Linked DNA regions of Homo sapiens: region 1 is linked to region 2. Evidence: read pairs that join two places in POLR2A ChIA-PET (ENCODE). Cell type or tissue: OCI-LY7. All regions are shown on one strand. Each heading gives the region's core, and the rest is flanking DNA. Links, peaks and the distances in the headings are about the cores only. Region 1 overlaps PHC3 (polyhomeotic homolog 3). Region 2 holds the start of LOC124909455 (a long non-coding RNA gene).

Region 1 (8,000 bases), core at 1-8,000, 71 kb before region 2:
GCCATCCTGACAATAAGATGTTTATTAAAATCAGAGAAATTAACCAACATGATAGGATTTTTTTTCCCAGAGCACTAGGTCTTTTCTTTTACAGAGGTATTGCTTCACATAGCCACCTAATTATTCTGTAATATATGTGCTTATCAATTGGTCTTATGGACTAAAAATAAACACACTTTGATTTCTGATCAAAGAAAAATGTAATTTAGATGAAAGGATAGATTGCTAATCTGTTGAATTGTCACAGCTCTAAGATATAAAAAGATTGCTTACTTACCAGAGCATAGAAAGATTTGTTATTCTTTTTTTTTGAGATGGCGTCTCCCTCTGTTGCCCAGGCTGGAGTGCAATGGCACGATCCCAGATCACTGCAACTTCCGCCTCCCGAGTTCAAGCAATTCTCCCACCTCAGCCTCCTGAGTAATAGCTGGTATTACAGGCGTGTGTTACCAAGCCCGGCTAATTTTTGTATTGTTAGTAGAGATGGGGTTTCACCATGTTGGCCAGGCTGGTCTTGAACTCCTTACCTCAGGTGATCCTCCCACCTCAGCCTCACAAAATGCTGGGATTACGGGCATGAGCCATTGCGCCCAGCCAGAATTGTTATTCTAGTACCATACTGGTACTTCAACAGTATGGTAAATTTAAATTAAAGCTTTACTTACAAAATTGAATTGAAGTGGGCCCTTGCTGTTATGCTTGCAAAAAAATCTATTTACTTATCTGTAAGAGGGAAATAATAATACCCACCTATACCACAGGCATTTTGTAAGTATGAATGAGAGACACGTGAAAGCACTTTCAGCCCCTTGGATGAAGGGCACGCTGTAGAAATCCAAGATTTTGTTAATTTACCCTTTTTGAATACTGTTTAGCATAGTCTATATCAACACAGTTTTAAAAGACTGACATAAAATTTTCAGTCTTAGTGTGAAGTACTAGCCTAGATACTTATATGAAAATTATTTTGTTGACTTGATTTCCTTTTTTTTTTTTTTTTTTAACAATTAGTGGATATTTATTGAACTTTCCAAACGCCTCTTTTTTGGATGTTAATCAGATGTTAATTTCTTTAAAGGATTCCAAAAATTTTAAATAATAACCAAATGTGAAAATTTTTTTTAAAAAGTTGTGGAAAGTTTTTATAAAGTTGTCACAAATGTGGTTGAACACAAAAATAGATGTAAGGTATAATATAGTCTTTCTCCTAATATTCCAAGGTTAGGAAAAAAAAAATTGCCCTGTCTTTAAATCTGTGTTAAATGTGTGTAATTTTTACATGATATTAACATTAAGCAATTGTTTCAGTTTATCTTCTTGTGAACTCAGTTTCCATTCTTACTTAGGATTTCATCAGCATCTCCCTTTCTATAAACATGTGCCACCAGTTTGCAGAAAAGGCATGATGGGGGGCTCCCTACCACTTGACTGTGCTAATTCTTACATATATTTATTCCTGTTGAGTGGCTTCTTTGTGGAGAAAACCTCATACTGTCACATCAATTATTGAAGTTTTTTTTTGGTGAGGGAAAAGGGTTAACAAAATCCCTTATTTAGGTAGCATGGGCTTCTGATTGTCTCATTCTCTGCAAGCAAAACTAGTGTTTTCCTAGATTTGGAATGGCCCCTAAATTTGAGTTCTTAGTTACAGTGATTAATTAACTGTGCTACAGGATTCACACACGTCTTTTGCTTAATCACATTAGATTATTATACAAAATATTTTCTCTTCCTGGGTCAAATGATATATATACCCTCATCTCAGCTCAAAAATGGAAACTCATTTGGGAAGCTTTATAAGTAATTACCCTATTAGTTGGAAGCACGTTTAGATATGGATTAGAAAGGATGAGATCTTTATTTTATGAATTTTAATATAGTATTTTTATGATTTTGAAGTTATCTTTATATATGTTATACTTGTTCTATGATGATACTCCTCTTTTCCTGCAAAGAAGAAATTCAAGTGTATAAACTTTGCTAAAAGTTAATGTAGATATTCAGGTGACCTATAAAATATAATAAGAACAAACCATGTATAGATTCAGATTATTAAGTTTTAGGCAGTTTTCTTTTAGAACTTATCACAGTACAGTGTATTTTATGATATTTTCTAGTTTTCCAACTATAAATTGTCATTAAATATTCAGGCCAGGCGTGATGGCTCACGCTAGTAATCCCAGCACTTTGGGAGGCTGAGTTGGGAGGATCACTTCAGGTCAGGTTTCAAGACCAGCCTGGCCAACGTGGTGAAACCCCGTCTCTACTAAAAATACAGAAGTTAGCCGGGTGTGGTAGCGGGCACCTGTAATCCCAGCTACTCCGGAGGCAGAGACAGGAGAATCGCTTGAACCAGGGAGGTGGAGGTTGCAGTGAGCTGAGATCATGCCACTGCACCCCAGCCTGGGTGACAAGAGCAAGACTCTGTCTCAAAAAAAAAAATTTTTTTTTTTTCAAATTACTCTTGTTTGGAAAACTTGTAATAGAATTCTGATGATTATGACCTTCTGATAATGAACACTTTTTCCTTTAGAGTGATTTAAAAATTTCTGTATTTTTGAAATCAGTACTAATTGTCATTTTTTTCTCTCACAGCTTCATATTCTCCAATTCAGCCTCATTCTCTAATAAAACATCAGCAGATTCCTCTTCATTCACCACCTTCCAAAGTTTCCCATCATCAGCTGATATTACAACAGCAGCAACAGCAAATTCAGCCAATCACACTTCAGAATTCAACTCAAGACCCACCCCCATCCCAGCACTGTATACCACTCCAGAACCATGGCCTTCCTCCAGCTCCCAGTAATGCCCAGTCACAGCATTGTTCACCGATTCAGAGTCATCCCTCTCCTTTAACAGTGTCTCCTAATCAGTCACAGTCAGCACAGCAGTCTGTAGTGGTGTCTCCTCCACCACCTCATTCACCAAGTCAGTCTCCTACTATAATTATTCATCCACAAGCACTTATTCAGCCACACCCTCTTGTGTCATCAGCTCTCCAGCCAGGGCCAAATTTGCAGCAGTCCACTGCTAATCAGGTGCAAGCTACAGCACAGTTGAATCTTCCATCCCATCTTCCACTTCCAGCTTCCCCTGTTGTACACATTGGCCCAGTTCAGCAGTCTGCCTTGGTATCCCCAGGCCAGCAGATTGTCTCTCCATCACACCAGCAATATTCATCCCTGCAGTCCTCTCCAATCCCAATTGCAAGTCCTCCACAGATGTCGACATCTCCTCCAGCTCAGATTCCACCACTGCCCTTGCAGTCTATGCAGTCTTTACAAGTGCAGCCTGAAATTCTGTCCCAGGGCCAGGTTTTGGTGCAGAATGCTTTGGTGTCAGAAGAGGAACTTCCAGCTGCAGAAGCTTTGGTCCAGTTGCCATTTCAGACTCTTCCTCCTCCACAGACTGTTGCGGTAAACCTACAAGTGCAACCACCAGCACCTGTTGATCCACCAGTGGTAAGCCCTTGGAAGCTCTTTGACTTTCTTGCTGAACTGAAAGTAAAAACTATTTTTTCCCACACTATGTTTTATTGCAAGATCTAAATGCCTGTGAACTAAAAAAGCTTGAAATTTCCATGTGTCAGTATTCTGACAAACATGCTGTATGGGCAAAAAAAAAAAAATGCCATTGTTTGTTTAGTGTGGTTGCATGCTTTATAATTTGTGATGGTAATTAAAGTCCCTCGTTAATTTTATTACTATTTAAACAAATCCATCTGCTATCTTTACAGAGTTGATTTTTTTTCCCCAAGGGAATGCATTTGAACCAGTGTCATCTGCACAAAGTTTTTTCTCTTAAGGTGATTATCCTTCATAGATCCCTTCTGTTGGCTTGTATGTTCTCAAAACGTATGGTTTATCTAGCCTAACCCTTTTAGTTTTATGCATCCTAGAGTCTTGGGCTTTTAGGGGATTTTGTTTCAAGTTGGAGATATGCTTATATGATGTAGTTTTTTGGTAAAATTATACTTTGTAGTTGAAATTTTGTAAAAAAAAAATTATTCTAGGAGAGAGTCCAGCTTTGCCAAAAATTTAACTGTAGGCCATCTTATAGAATTATTAAACTTAATGGTTTGTTATTTCTACTAAGGAAAAATATGTACTTAAAATATTTCTCACTTAAAAATGTCAAAAAATCTTGGTAGATGAATTTAATACTGAGGATGAAAAAATCCATTTAGAGGAGTAAAAGTTTCGAATAATTGAGATTGTAGTGGGATTTTTAAGAATAAACCTCTAAAAACAATTGTTGCCTAGAAAGAAAAATTATCTTGAAAAATACTTTTCTTTAAACATTCTCTAAAAGACATTTTAAGATTTATAAAACTGAAATAAGGTCTCTAATTGTTTAGTCAGAAGGATCAAATTCATAATTTGTAACTGAGGAGAAGAATCTTCCTAAAGGGAGGTTTTGTATTACACCTCATCCAAGAGATTTTATCACCTAAAAGCTAATAAATATTAGCTCAGAAAGGAGTTTCGAAGTATTTTTTATTATTAATACTTGTTTTTTCTTTTCATACTTGGATTATCCTCAATGTTCTTTAATGAAAAGTATTTTGGTTCTCATGATACAAATGTATAGATTTTTGTATTCTTGTCATTCTTACTGATCTTAATAGGCACAGAGATTGAATTATACCTTCTGTAAATTTTTATTAAAAGCAGAACTTGGCTGGGTGTAGTGGCTCACGCCTGTAATCCCAGCACTTTGGGAAGCTGAGGTGGGCAGATCACCTGAGCTGAGGAGTTCGAGACCAGCCTGGCAAACAGGGTGAAACCCTGTCTACACAGAAAAATACAAAAATTACCCGGGAGTGGTGGCCATGCCTGTAATCCCAGCTACTCGGGATGCTGAGGCAGGAGAATCTCTTGAACCTGGGAGGTGGAGGGTGCAGTGGGCCGAGATTGCGGCCTGGGCAACTGAGCGAGACTTTGTCTCAAAAAAAGGAAAGAAAAATTTTTAAAAAGTTTATCATTCAGTTATCATGTCTATATTTTCTTTCAATAGATTTTTGGAGTTTACTATGGATATTGTAACAAAAACAGGGGTATAGGAAGCGTACAGCACCTTCAAAAAATTTTTAATTTAAATTACTTTCTCACTACCTAGTTCAGTGATTTGGTTTTTAACCAGTAAAAAATAAGGCAGTTTCCAGGCAGGGCATAATAGAAAAGAAAAAAAATACAATTTAAAAATAAAAACAAACAAAAAAAAACTTCTTTATAGTCCTTATATATTTTTAATTGTTTATGTTAGGGGAAGCTATAGAGGAACAAATTTGGGATAGAAATATAAGGCTGGGTGTGGTGCCTCACACCTCTAATCCCAGCACTTTGGGAGGCCAAGGCAGGTGGATCACCTGAGGTCAGGAGTTCAAGACCAGCCTGGCCAACATAGAGAAACTCATCTCTACTAAAAATACAAAAATTAGCTGGGCATGGTGGCGAATGCCTGTAATCCCAGCTACTTGGGAGACATAGGCACAAGAATGGCTTGAACCCGTGAGGCAGAGGTTGCAGTGAGCTGAGATCGTACCACTGCACTCCAGCCTGGGTGACAGAGTGAGACTCTGTCTCAAAAAAAAGAAAAAGGAAAAAAAAAAAAAAATATATATATATATATATATATATACATATGGAGCATAATACTTTGAAAACTAAAGCCAAAAATATTTTGTTGCTTCCTGCACTTCTACCTTAAAACATTTTTGGAAGTTTAAAAAATGATATTAATAACTTTCTCTGCTATCACTGATATGGTTATAATGCTTGCTATGGATGTTTCCATGTTACCTTTCTAAATATTTTTTAATCTTTTACCTTTCTTTGAGTAACATAGCTCTTTAATAATTTATTAAGCTTGTTTTTTTATTACCTTTGACCAAATGTGTTATTTTTTCCATTCAAACACATTTCTTCACAGGTTATATTTTTCTGGTTGTTTCAAACACTTAAAGGTAGAAAGATGTATTTTTTAAGAGATGTGGAAATTTGAAAGATAAGGGTGAATTTTCAAAGTAAAATCAGTATGTTTTTTAAGATACTTAAGAATTAAAGTTTTTTGTTGACATTTGGATATAAGTATGTTGAGGGTAGATAATTTAGAACTAATAAACAAATATTCCTCAGTTTATTTAGGAAAGGGAAACAGATGGGAATATTGGACTTTATTGAGGTAAGTTTGGCAGTCTTTGTTATTTTTAGAATAGTTATAGTTATGAGCTAAACAGTAATTGTGATGTGCAGTTTCCTAATGATCTTGTGAGTGAGCAAAACCTCCACTTTGCTTTTTTCAACATTTTAATTGTTGAACATTTAGATTTGTTAATGCTGATTGTGCCAGATGTCTGTGACAGATTTGTTTTTGCCTACTTCTTTTATTCATGCACTTATTTCGCCTTTATATGAGAGTTCTGGAAGTACATATAGTTAGCTTTAAGTATAATGAGTGGAAAGTATTTTACAGTATTTGATGGATTATTTCAAAATATGCTATTTGTGTTATGGCTCTTTTCATTCTTTAAACTCTTGTTTTTAAAAATCAGAATTCTATGTATGATCAAGCTTTGATTTCTTAAAAGATACTCTAGCAGATGTTTGAATAACATGTAACTGCATTAGGATTAAAGAGAGTTTCAGCATTTTAAGCAAAGATCATGTTCTTTGGAAGAAAAGTACTATCTATTATACTGAAGGAATGCTACATAGATAAAATTGAACTGGTCGATAAAACCATACTTGTTTAATTATCTCTGAATTAACATCTCTGACACTAAGGCAAATTAAAGTATTCACTGTGACAGCACTTGCCCTTGGGGACTAGATTTTTTTTCTTAACCCCCCAGACACTTTTTAGAATGATTTTACCTATATTGGGCATTATCATCATTTAAAAAACTGTTATTATCATGAACCGATCTAGTATAATTGTTGCTCCGAACAATAACAAATGACTGCTTTCACGTCTGAGATTCAGGCATGAGGCACAGAATCTCTCTTAGTGTAACTGGTTTCCAGGTGCAGGGTTGTGAGCAAATAACTTTAAAAAATGTTGCCTACTTTGTAGCTGATTCAGATCACAGTTCTGAATTTTATATTTGGTATAATATTATGTTTGATATAAAATTATCCAGTAACAGTAGAATTTTAAAGTTGTACAAAAGACAAAAGAAGATGTTTTATTCTTAGTGGAGCCTTGGAAAGATTTTTATTTTATTTTATTTTATTTTTGATTGTCACCTATTGTTACCTTTATAACTTACTGTTATATCCTTATAGGTGAAACTTGATTGTCCCTTTTACAACACATGGGTTTTGCTGGTTTCAGAAATCCTGATCACTTTTATGTATAATTTTATATACTTTAAAACATCAGACTTTTAAAATAGTTTGATTAAAAATGTACACAATATTAGATGTTGCTGAAAGGTTTCTTGTGAATGTTGAAAGTTTGTTTGTTAACATTTGTGGGGCTAGGTGTGCAGTGGCTCATGCCTATAATCCCAGCACTTTGAGAGGCCAAGGCAGGAGGATCACTTGAGCCCAGGAGTTTGAGACCAGCCTGGGCAACATAGTGAGACCTCATCTCTACAAAAAACATTTTAAAATGAGCTGGGTGTGTTAGTGAACACCTGTGGTCCCAGCTACTCAGGAGGCTGAGCTTGGAGGTCAAGGCTGAGTGAGCCATAATGGAGCCACTGCACTCCAGCCTGGGCAGCAGAGTGAGACCCTTTCTCAAAAAACACTTTTTTAATGGGAAGATTAGTCAGTATGGTTAAATAAGATTTTAAAAACTCATAATTTTTGTAAACTTAAGTAATAAGCTTTATAGATAAAAGAAGGGAAATGAACTCTTATGGCTTTATTTTTAGTAATCATTTTTCATAAATAATGGTTAAGTAAATAATAAATGATAACAAATTAAATTAAAATACCCATGTCAACCTCTAGAAGTGTTCTTTGAAATGGAAACATTAATAATAAGGTATT
Region 2 (11,146 bases), core at 1,243-9,242:
ACCAATTCATCTATTCTTTCCCTTTCTTCAAATTGCAGCTCCGCTTTGCCCTTCCTGGAGCTCCTTGGGACAGGGTAGAAATCCGTGAGTTTGCGACTTTTCCTTGAGCTTTTTTTCGGGGGCCTGTTTGCCCTTGATGGGCTATTTCAAGGCTTGCTTGGCGATGGCTGCATTGGTGGAATCACAAGACGAGGCCGGAGGTTTTGGAAGTTCTGCTGCTTCACATTTTTGGTTTGGAAAAGGTGCGAGGGGTCCTCTCCTGGCGTCTTTGATCTTCTGTGCTTGGGCTTCGTGCTCCGTGTTGCATTCTTTTCCTGTGGATTCCAGCTAATGGTTTCCCCTGGCATTTGACTTCGTGACGTGTAACGGAGTTCTCCTCCTGAAGGCTGGAACACATTCCAGAGCATTTGTTAGGCTCACGGAGGAAAAGATCTTTGATTGCCAGGACATACATTCTCCCCAACGTCGGTGCAGCGCCTCCCTGGACCCCTCTGCTCCACTATCTGCGGGCTCGGGGCCGTCGCTGTCACCCCCGCTGCTGCCTCCGCCGCACGGGACTTGGACATCTTCCTGCCTGGAGAGGGGGACCCTGGGGAGGGGGCGCTCAGAGCGCAGAGCTGTTTGGAGGGCTGTGGTGGGAGCCGATGTCCCCCTCCTGCCGCTAGGCCCAGTAGGGCCCGACACACCCACCTCAGGAAAATTTTCTTTTTAGTGACACATAAAATAATGATGTCTTACAATGGATGGCATGTTGATTGAATAAAATATTGTAAAATAGACCTTATAAAATAAAAAAACTTGGAATTTAATTTTTATTTATTTATTTTAAAATCATAGAGATGGGGTCTCCCTATGTTGCCCAGGCTGGTCTCAAACTGCCGGCCTCAAGCGATGCTCCCACCTCCGCCTCCCAAAGTGCTGGGATTCCAGGCAGGAGCCACTGCGCATGGCCTTGAAATTTAAAAATAAGAAAATGTACAGAGATAGTATATAACCATTTAAAAGAATATCTTTGAGGACTATTTAATGGAGACTTGCCAATAATTATAATATGGAACAAGCAGAAGGAACATAAAAAACCATGTAGAGTACAATTCAATTTTGTTTAAATATATGTAGATGAGATGGAAATATACCAAAGTGTTAATGATGGTTATCTTAGTGTGGTCTTATAAGACTTCATTTTATCTCGATATTTTCCCATTTTTCCTATGATGATTTATCTTATAATCGGATAGCCATTTTCATAACTATGATACCATCATTTTATCTATGAAATCAAATTATATAGTATTTAATACATAGTCCATATTAAAACTGTCCCATTAATTAAAACTGTCCCATAAATATTAATTTAATGAAATTAAATTAAATGGTATAGTATCTAATACATAGTCCATATTAAAACTGTCCCAATGTTGTTAGAGTTTTTTTTAATACAAAATCCAATCAAGGATCACATATTTGTCATGTCTTGTTAGTCTCTTTTAATTTTGGATAATTTGTTGTTGTTGTTGTTTTTTATCTTTCTTTTTTTTTTTTTTGAGACAGAGTCTCACTCTGTCACCCAGGCTGGAGTGCAGTGGCGCCATATCGGCTCACTGCAACCTCTGCCTCCCAGGTTCAAGCGATTCTCCTGCCTCAGCCTCCCGAGTAGCTGGGATTACAGGTGCCTGCCACCACGCCTGGCTAATTTTTGTATTATTAGTAGAGATGTGGTTTCACCATGTTGGTCAGGCTGGTCTTGAACTCCTGACTTCAAGCAATCCACCCTCCTGGGCCTCCCAAAGTGCTGGGATTACAGGTGTGAGCCACCGTGCCCGGCAATACTGACATTTTTGAAGAGTCCAGGTCAGTTATCTTGTAAAATATCACATAATCTCGATTTGTCTAATTGTTTTCTCAATATTAAACATTTCTGGCAAGAAAACTATCTAGATGATATATCCCATTATGTCATGTCTCATTACTGGTCATGTGATGTTAGGTCACTTGATTAAGGAGGTGTTTGCCATATTTCTTTTTCTTTTTATTATTAGTATTATTTTGAGACAGGGTCTCACTGTGTTGCTGAAGCTGGAGTGCAGTAGTACAGTCATAGCTCACTGTAACCTAGAACTCCTGGGCTCAAGTGATCTTCCCACCGCAGCCTCCTGAGTAGCTAGGACTATAGAGGTGTGCACCACCATGCCCAGTTAATTTTTTTTTAAAATACTGTTTTGTAGAGATGGGGTCTTGCTGTTGCCCAGGCTGGTCTTGAACTCCTAGCCTCAAGCAATTATCCCTCCTAGGCCTCCCAAAGTGGTGGGATTATAGGCATGAGCCACCTCGCCTCGTCCATTTTACTGTTGTAGAGGACCTTTTCCCTTTGTAATTAATACTTTGAGACTGTTAGACCAATCCGTTGCATAACAAAGTTTCACCTGATAGTTTTAGCATCCGTTTATTATCCTTGCCTGAATTAATCACCACACTGGGAGTTGTAAAATAGTAATTTTCTAATTCTAAGATTCATTCTGCTTTCATGAGCTGGCAGTTGTTTCTGGAAATACATTATAGATTCATTGATTTATTTTTATTAAATGTGTTATAATTCACTGCCATCATTCTTCTTTTGAATGCTTAAAATTTTCCAAATCATCTTGTCAGGGTTCCTTCAGGCTGGCTCCCATATGTATCTTTTGCCATCCCAGTTGCTGAGCACATGCCCGCTTTGGCACGTTGTACTTCTGGTCATTTTTTTTCAAGGAGCCCTGTTTTTTTTAGGAAAATATGGTATTTTAAAACTAGAATCTGGGTGGCACACTGATACCTCCAATGCAAAGCTACCATCTCAGGAGTCTTCCTCACCTTATTTCAGTATTTGTGAAATAGTGAAATACATACTTGAAAGATCATCTCCCACAGCAAGAATCTGGTTCCCACGTGGACACATGGTGGGAAACACCACACACTTGGGCCTGCTAGAGGGGGGAGTGGGGGGAAGAAAAGCATCAGGAAAAACAGCTAATGGATGCTGGGCTTAATGCCTAGGTGATGGGATAATCTGTACAGCAAACCACCATGGCACCCGTTTCCCTGTGTAACAAACCTCCCCATCCTGCACATGTACCCCTGAACTTAAAAGCTGAAGAAAAAAAAGGGCAGGAAGCCACACTAATAGCAAATTAGAGATTAACTTAAAGGATCAGGAAGGGTCCCAGCAGGAAGCAGACTCCAACTCCTGTGATTGAATACAGAATTTCAATGAAGAAATTAACAACAAAAAAGAACCTGGTTCCCAATGACATTAGTATATTGATTCATTTGTTCAAACTACAATACATATTAAGCAGTTTCAGAGTTACTACACTGATAGCATTGCCCAACAATTAACCAGGTAAATAAAGCCTAATTTTTTCCATTCTTTTTGTCCCTTGACTATATTCCACTAAGCTTATACAGTCTGAGTACTCTGTTATAAAGTTATCTGAATTCTCTTCTTTGTATTTATGTAATCAATTTGATATAGTGTTTTGATTATTAGTTTCTCTTTGTATATTCAATGACAGGATTTCCTTTGTTTTCATTATTTTTAGTTCATTTTAATTTTATATAATTGAATATGTAAAATATTTACATGGCTCAAAATCAAAACTATATAAAAAGGTACGCTCAGAAAAGTCTCATTTCCATACTTATTTCCTCCACTAATATCCACCCACCCCCTATCATTTATTTCTGGTTTATAGTTCCTGTGCATCTTTCTGCAAAAATAAGTGTGTGTGTGTGTGTGTGTGTGTGTGTGTTTGTGCATGTGTGTGTGTACATGTGTGGTTATTTCCCTTTCCATCTTAAATACAAGGTAGCACATTAGATATACTTTTTGTGACTCTTTATTGCCCCTTAAAACATCCTAGAAAGCATTTCATCTTTGTTAATAGCTATCTTCCTTTTTAATTTTTTAAAAATTGTTTTTATGGCTGCATTATGTAGATATACTATAGCTTATTCAGCCAGAGTTCTATGAGTGGACATAAAGGTTGTTTCCAAATTTGTTCTATCTGCAAATAATGTAGCGATGAACAACCTTCTGTACATATTCTTTGCTATTTTGTGGAGGTGTTTCCTCTGGAATAATTACTAGAAGTGAGGCCATTAGGTCAAAGGGTGAATGCTTACATAATTTTGTTAGATATTGCCAATTTTTCCTTCATAGGGACTGCTGATCATCATTTTTGAATGACGGTTTAACTAGTATTGAATTCTAAGTTGAAGATAATACTCTCTTGTGTTTTCAATTCTATTGCTGATGAGAAATCTGTTGTCAATGTAACCACTGTTTCTTAGAGGTATGGCAGAAACTTATTCTCCATTTTATCTTCCCTTCTTTTTCCCAGGCACGTGGCTGACCTGTTTCCCAGGCTCCCCAGAAGTTAGGTATGGCCGGTGGGGCGTGAGCAGACATGAGGAAGACCATTTCTGGCCTAGCTTATTCCCCACCCACCCACTTCCTGTGGGAAAGCAGGGCAATTCTGAAACCCATATGGGTGCCGTCAGCTGGGTCCCTGAGGGTACAGCCACCCAGTGGCCTGAAATACCCACCCAGGCCTGCTACACGAGAGAAGTAAGCTCGTACTGGATTTGATCCATTGCATTTTTGGTCTTTTTAAAGCATTTTAGCCCACTTGACTTAATACAAAACTGTTCTAACTGGTTCTTTTTCCTATCCCTCCCCCTTGCTTCTACTTCATAATTTTTATCTACTGCAAGACTTCATTCATCGTAAGAATTCTAAACATACTTACTTTATTGTCATTTCCAGGAATTCCAACTGCTAATTTCACTTTTAGTAAATTCGTGTCTTGCTTGAACAAATTTTGAACTCCATATCTATGTCTTCATGTATTTTAAAGTTTTGCTTTGCAAGCTTACTTTCAGTAGGAGTTTTCGATTGCTGTATCTTTCCCTCCTCTCTCCCTTCCCAGGCAGCTTTCAGTCCCTCCACCTGGCCTCTCAGGACTTCTTCCAAACCAGGTCTCAAAATGCCACTTGGTGTTCCTGCTCAGTTGTGGTATCAGCGATACTGCGGATCCAGGCCCTGGGCCAAGAAAGCAGCATGGCTCAGCTTCTGGTTCTGAAGCTGTGTCTTTGTCTCTGAAACTTCCAGAAGCCCATTCCTTCCAGGTAAGCCATCTTTTCCAGCCTTCCTTCTTAGGTTTGGGAGGGAGGGCACTGCAGTCTCTGATTTCAGTGTTGCCAATGTTTCTTAGAGGTATGGAAGAAACTTAGTTATTCTCCCAATTTACATTCCCTGGAGCCTGGCTCCAACTCCTTGGTATCAGCTCATGTGGATACTTTTACATCCCTATCTTTTCATTTTTTAATTTGTTTTTAATGTTAAGTTCAGTCTCCATAGAGTCTCAAAAATTGCCAGTGCCAACCATATTTCATCATGGCAGGGTATTGAGAAAAGTTTTCAATTAGCAAGTGCCTCAGATAAACTTCACTGGCTATGAAATGGCCACTGCACAAAGCTATATCCCCTTATTCTAAAAAACCTGAGTTTCTGGTTGCCCCTGCTGGAGAGGCCTGCAGCTTGAGCCTGCTTACCCCTTTGTATTTCAACTTACATTCTAGGTAACTAGAATGACTATAGCCCAACTATACTTATTTGGTTACCCTTTTTATATTATAACTACCTTTGCTAGGTGTTTGGAGCCTGAACTCCTGTGCCATCTTGACCAGATGTCATCACTTAAATAATTGTTTTGCTCTCCTGTGGCTCCGGTATACATTTTGTAAGACCCTCTTTACATAGTATGCACTCAAGCTAAACATAGTTCTGAGAAGTCTTGGTATTGCCAGTTATGAAATGACTTCACTGTATCATTTGCCTACTTTCAGTCTCATACAAGTATTAACTAGAGCACTGATGTATGAAATGTGGTATTCTGCATATACCCACATTATAGTTACTGTGATGGTTCAACTACCTTGTGATTCACCATGGCCCATAGGCTTTTTCTGCCAAAAATAGGCACAGTGCCAATCATTCTCCAATTTGAACCTCTTACTTACAAAATTAATTAGCCTTCACGTGATTCTGTCCAGTATTTTATAAATACGGTACCCCATTAATGCAGGTTATTTTGACTTCTGTTTCTAGTATTTCTCGCATACAAACATATACACTAATATGCCACCAGTTATGGATTAAAACTGATTAAACAGAATGGTTCCCAGACTGACCTCTAAAAGGTTAAATGATGACTTATCCCACACTGGAACCATATCCTTGATAATGTCTCTGTGTTACCTTCCCACCGTCTAACTGTGGTATCATGTGAGCTAACCTGTTTCCCCGGGCTGTTATTGATTATGTCATTCATAATGAAATCAATAGCATGAGAAAGTTAAGATTATGTCCCCTGCTTCCTCCAGATCCGTAAAATGTTCTTGAAAACAAATCAGGTTACACTGACACAATTCATTTTTCTATAAAGCTACCATGAATTTTTACTCAATGCCTTATGTTTGCTTGTAAATTAGTATTCTGGTGATGTATATTTTCACATAAACTTCCCTTACAATGTGACTGTATTTTATTGACTGCAAATTCTACACATATATTCACCTCGTCATCATTTTGGTGGGAACAGATAAGTAATACAAGTATAAGGTTCAGAATTAAAGAGAAAGGAGTTGCATACCTTGTACTAGTCATTCAGGTACTGAGTTTTAAGAACAACATCAACAAATAGAAAATATATCTTAAAAAAAATCAACAATATAGGAATGGGATTAATAAGAGCAACAAAGGATTATAAGAACAGTTGTTCAGATACTTATGGGCTGACCGCTTAGCAAACATGCTCACAGAAGAGGTTTAAAAAGAGTTTTTAAGGCCGGGCGCAGTGGCTCACGCCTGTAATCCCAGCACTTTGGGAGGCCGAGATGGGCGGATCACGAAGTGAGGAGATCGAGACCATCCTGGCTAACACGGTGAAACCCCGCCTCTACTAAAAATACAAAAAATTAGACAGGCGTTGTGGCAGACACCTGCAGTCCCAGCTACTCAGGAGGCTGAGGCAGGAGAATGGCGTGAACCCGGGAGGCGGAGCTTACAGTGAGCCGGGATCGCGCCACTGCACTCCAGCCTGGGGGACAGAGCGAGACTCCGTCTCAAAAAAAAAAAAAGTTTTTAAAAGAACATCTGAACTAGAGATTGCCTCCTGGTTCTCAATGATTATCATGTCCTTTAGTCTTGCTTTCTTCATCAAAATAAACGGCCTAAGCATACAATGATCTGGAAAGTAGCAATCAGAAATCTGTGCTCAATAGTCCCTGAGACCCCACTCTCCATCCCGGGCTTCTGAATGTGGCTCCTTGTATGACTCAACCACCAGAGAGGTTATGACATTCTTCATGCTTAGTTGTTCATGGTTTCTGAAACCACGGTTATTCATCATTGCTGAGAAACTGAACCAGAACAACCACCTAAGGGAGATCCTTTTTTCACCATCACATTGTCAGGTGTGATGTCAGGACCCAATCAGCCGGGGTCCAGTTCTCCTATAAGTCTTTGGTAACAGTATCCCAGACCTACGCCAGCTTGCCCCACTACCATTCTACCTGTTTTGTTTCCATTCTCAGGATTCAGAAATATAACATACACATCTCCTAAGAACGACTTTATATCCATACAGTAGAATATTATTCAGTCTTAAAAGGAAATGAAATCCTGGCCGGGCACGGTGGCTTATGCCTATAATCCCAATACTTTGGGAGGCCAAGGCAGATGGGTCACCTGTGGTCAGGAGTTCGAGACCAGCCTGGCCAACATGGTGAAACCCTGTCTCTACTAAAAATACAAAAAGTAGCTGGGCATGGTAGCAGATGGCGGTAATCCCAGCTACTAGGGAGGCTGAGGCAGGAGAATCACTTGAATTTGGGAGGCAGAGGTTGCAGTGAGCCAAGATCGGGCCACTGCATTCCACCCCGGGTGACAGAGCAAGACTTCGTCTCAAAAAAAAAAAAAAGAAAAGAAATTCTGATACATGCTGAAGGTGGAAGAACCCGTAAGACATTACACTAAGTGAATAAGCAGACAGAAGATGACAAATATCATATGATCCCATATATATGAGGTACCTAGAATAATCAAATTCATAGACAAAAAGTAAACAGTAGCCAGGAGCTAGGAGAAGGGAAGAATGAGGAGTTACTGTTTAATGGGTGCAGGTTTTCAGCACAGGATGAAAAAGTTCTGAAGATGCGTAGATAGCAGTATCAGTTGCTCAACAATGTGAATGTACTTAGTGCCATTGACCTGTACACTTAAAAATGGTTAAGATGGTAAATTTTAGGTATATTTTACTATAATGATTTGACCTGAGCAGCTCAGTCCTTCTATTCTGCCAGAAGGTGGTGATGTTTTCTTAGCCCCTGCTGTCTGCTTCAATGTCAGGCAAAAGCAATTTTGAAGAGACAGTTTTCTGGATACCTCTGGGACCTCAGGGCCTTTGAACTTGTGCTTCAGAAGACCATTCTGCCTGGGATGGTCTTCTTTCTTATACTCATGTAGCTTGCTCCCTCAACTGCCTGAAGTCTTCACTTAAATGATACTTTTTTTTTTTTAAGCATGAGACTAATAATGATGAGAGTTTAAGATAAGTTTGTTGGGCAGGCAGGGCTCTCAAGCCAAATAACTCTACACACACATACACACACACACACACAAACGCTGCTTTTTAGTTTATAAAATATTTTATGGAAATTGTCTGATTCAAATTGTCTAAATCATGTTCCTGAACTAATATTCCATGCACAAATGCCAAGATATTCAAGTGTTAAAGCTGAGTAATTAAAAAAAAAAACAAAAAACCAAAATGGGTAACTGTGGTCTTTTCCCTAATTTGAGGTGAAGAGAAAGTGCCAACAGATGAAAAATAAATATATTCACATTACTGAATACAGAAAACAAGCATATGACCATCTTGAGAGATGCAGAAAAATCTTTGGAAAAAATTCAACAACCATTCATGATAAAAACCTCTCAGCAAAGTAGGAAACTGATGGTTTCCTCAACCTGATAAGGAACATCTATGAAAAATCTATAGCTATCATTATACTTAAGTGTGAAAGACTGACCACTTTACCCCTAAAATTGGAAACAAGGTAAGGATATCTGTCCTTACTACATCTACTCAACATTTTAGGATATCCTAGCCCATTCAGTAAGGCGAGAAAATAAAAGAAAGGCATACAGACTAGAAAGGATAAGATAAAACTATTTGTAGATGGCATTTATGTATATTGATAATCCTAAGGTACTTACAAAAAATCTACTGGAATTAATAAATGAATTTAGTTAAGATCACAGGTCAATTTTTAAAACCACATTGCTATATATAGCAACAAAATTCAAAAATGAAGGAAAATATATCATTTCCAATAGACTCAAAAACATAAAATAAGAATAAATTTGTATAAATATTTATAAAATGTCAATGCTAAAAGCTACAAAACACTGCCAAAAAAACCTAAAGACCTTAACAGAGATATGCCATGTTCATGGATAAGAAGATTAATATTATTAACATGTCAATCCTCCCCAGATTAGTTGATTCAATGTAGTTCTGATCAAAATCCAACCAGGCCTTTTTCTTTTTTAAAGATATTCACAAGCTGATGCTAAAATATATATGAAAATACAAAGGGTTAGAATAGCCAATAACAAAGTTGGACGACTTACACTACCTGATTTCAAGACTTATAAATTATAGAACTCAAGACAATGAGCTTAAGAGTTCAAACCAGTCCACTTGATTTATAAGAAAGTACCAATGCAATTCAATGGAGGAAAGGAAAGTCTTTTCAACACACTGTGCTGGACTAACTGGATAACCGTATGAAAAAAAAAGGACCTTAACTCCACTTCACACCATTAACAGAAATTAACTCAGGAGAGATCACAAGCATAGCTATAAAAGGTAAGACTCTACAAGGAAAACAAAGGAGAATATGTTTGCAACCTTAGAGTAAAGAATTCTCAAGCAAAACACAAAAAGCACCAAATAGAAAAAAAATTGATAAAGTGAACTCATTAAAATTAGATTCTTCTGTTCATCATAAGAAAATGAAAAGGCAATTACAGACTGGGAGAAAATGCTTACAACACATCTATCTAACAAAAGACTTGTGCCCAGACTACCAGACCACATATATAAAGAGTGCCTACAAATGAATAACAAAAAGTCAAACTACTCAAACAAAAATGGGCAAAATACTTAAAAAGACACTCCAAAAAGAATATGTACAAATGGCCAATAGCAAACAAAAAGGTACTCAACATCATTAGTTATCAGGATAAAGCTAATTAAAATGACAATGACATACAATTTCACATCCATCAGAATGACTAAAATCAGAAAGACCAACAATACCAAATATTGGAAAAGATGTAGAGTAACGAGAACTCCTATACGCTGCTGTTTGAGGTGTAAAATGGTGTATCCCCTTGGAAAATAGTGTGGCATTTCAACATAGGCTTATCCTATGATCCAGTACTTCTACTACTAGATATTTACCTAGGAGTAATTAAAACAGGTCGGCCAAGTGCAGAGGCTCACGCCTATAATCCCAGTACTTTGGAAGGCCAAGGTGGGCGGATCACTTGAGGTCAGGAGTTCGAGATCAACCTGGTCGACATGGTGAAACCACGTCTCTCCTAAAAATACAAAAATTAGCTGAGCATGGTGGCGTGCACCTGTAATCCCAGCTACTTAGGAGGCTGAGGCAGGGGAATCACTGGAGCCTGGGAGGTGGAGGTTGCAGTGAGCCGAGAATGCGCCACTGCACTCCAGCCTGGGTGACAGAGTGAGACTCCATCTCAAAAACATAACAAAACATGTCCACAAGACTTGTATAAGGTTCAGCAAGTACTTATTAGATATAAGATTAAAAACACAAACCATAAAAGAAATCAACAACTTAGGCTTCATCAAAATTTAAAACTTTTTTTTTCTTTAAAAGGCACCATTAGGGAAAAAGTCATGGGTCTGGGGAAAATATTTTCAAACTATTTATTTGTTTTTTATTTTTTTATTTTTTGAGACAGAGTTTCGTTCTCTCTCCCAAGCTGGAGTGCAGTGGTACGATCCTG

Evidence for each region. Peaks named below come from ENCODE experiments on the same cell type or tissue, not always from the same donor. Only the 100,000 strongest peaks of a DNase experiment are listed, where the experiment ranks them.
Region 1: POLR2A ChIA-PET joins it to region 2 with 23 read pairs; 4 of 35 experiments call an interaction of 5 or more read pairs at or near these places.

Annotation. Positions count from the first base shown.
Region 1 is chr3:170,124,148-170,132,147 of GRCh38, reverse strand. PHC3 (polyhomeotic homolog 3) reads left to right here. Exons shown (of 15, transcript NM_024947.4): 8 at 2,596-3,464. Among named protein-coding and RNA genes, the nearest start is that of PHC3, 54 kb to the left of the region's middle. In OCI-LY7, for the core only: a CTCF peak has its summit at 2,906; DNase peaks (open chromatin) are centred at 1,377, 2,267, 2,967 and 3,427; H3K4me3 peaks cover 4,378 bases; H3K27ac peaks cover 7,417 bases.
Region 2 is chr3:170,051,673-170,062,818 of GRCh38, reverse strand. The region is part of intron 2 of GPR160 (G protein-coupled receptor 160); the gene reads right to left. It overlaps LOC124909455 (a long non-coding RNA gene), which reads left to right and starts at 1,830. Exons shown (of 3, transcript XR_007096156.1): 1 at 1,830-4,606; 2 at 4,968-5,166. It also overlaps the pseudogene RNU4-38P and the pseudogene KMT5AP3. RefSeq lists enhancers at 5,478-5,697, 6,509-7,008, 7,149-7,198, 7,229-7,288, 7,619-7,758 and 2 more. In OCI-LY7, for the core only: CTCF peaks have their summits at 4,626, 5,490, 8,199, 8,409 (motif pointing right) and 1 weaker place; DNase peaks (open chromatin) are centred at 4,538, 5,868, 7,008, 8,428 and 1 weaker place; H3K4me3 peaks cover 5,661 bases; H3K27ac peaks cover 7,060 bases.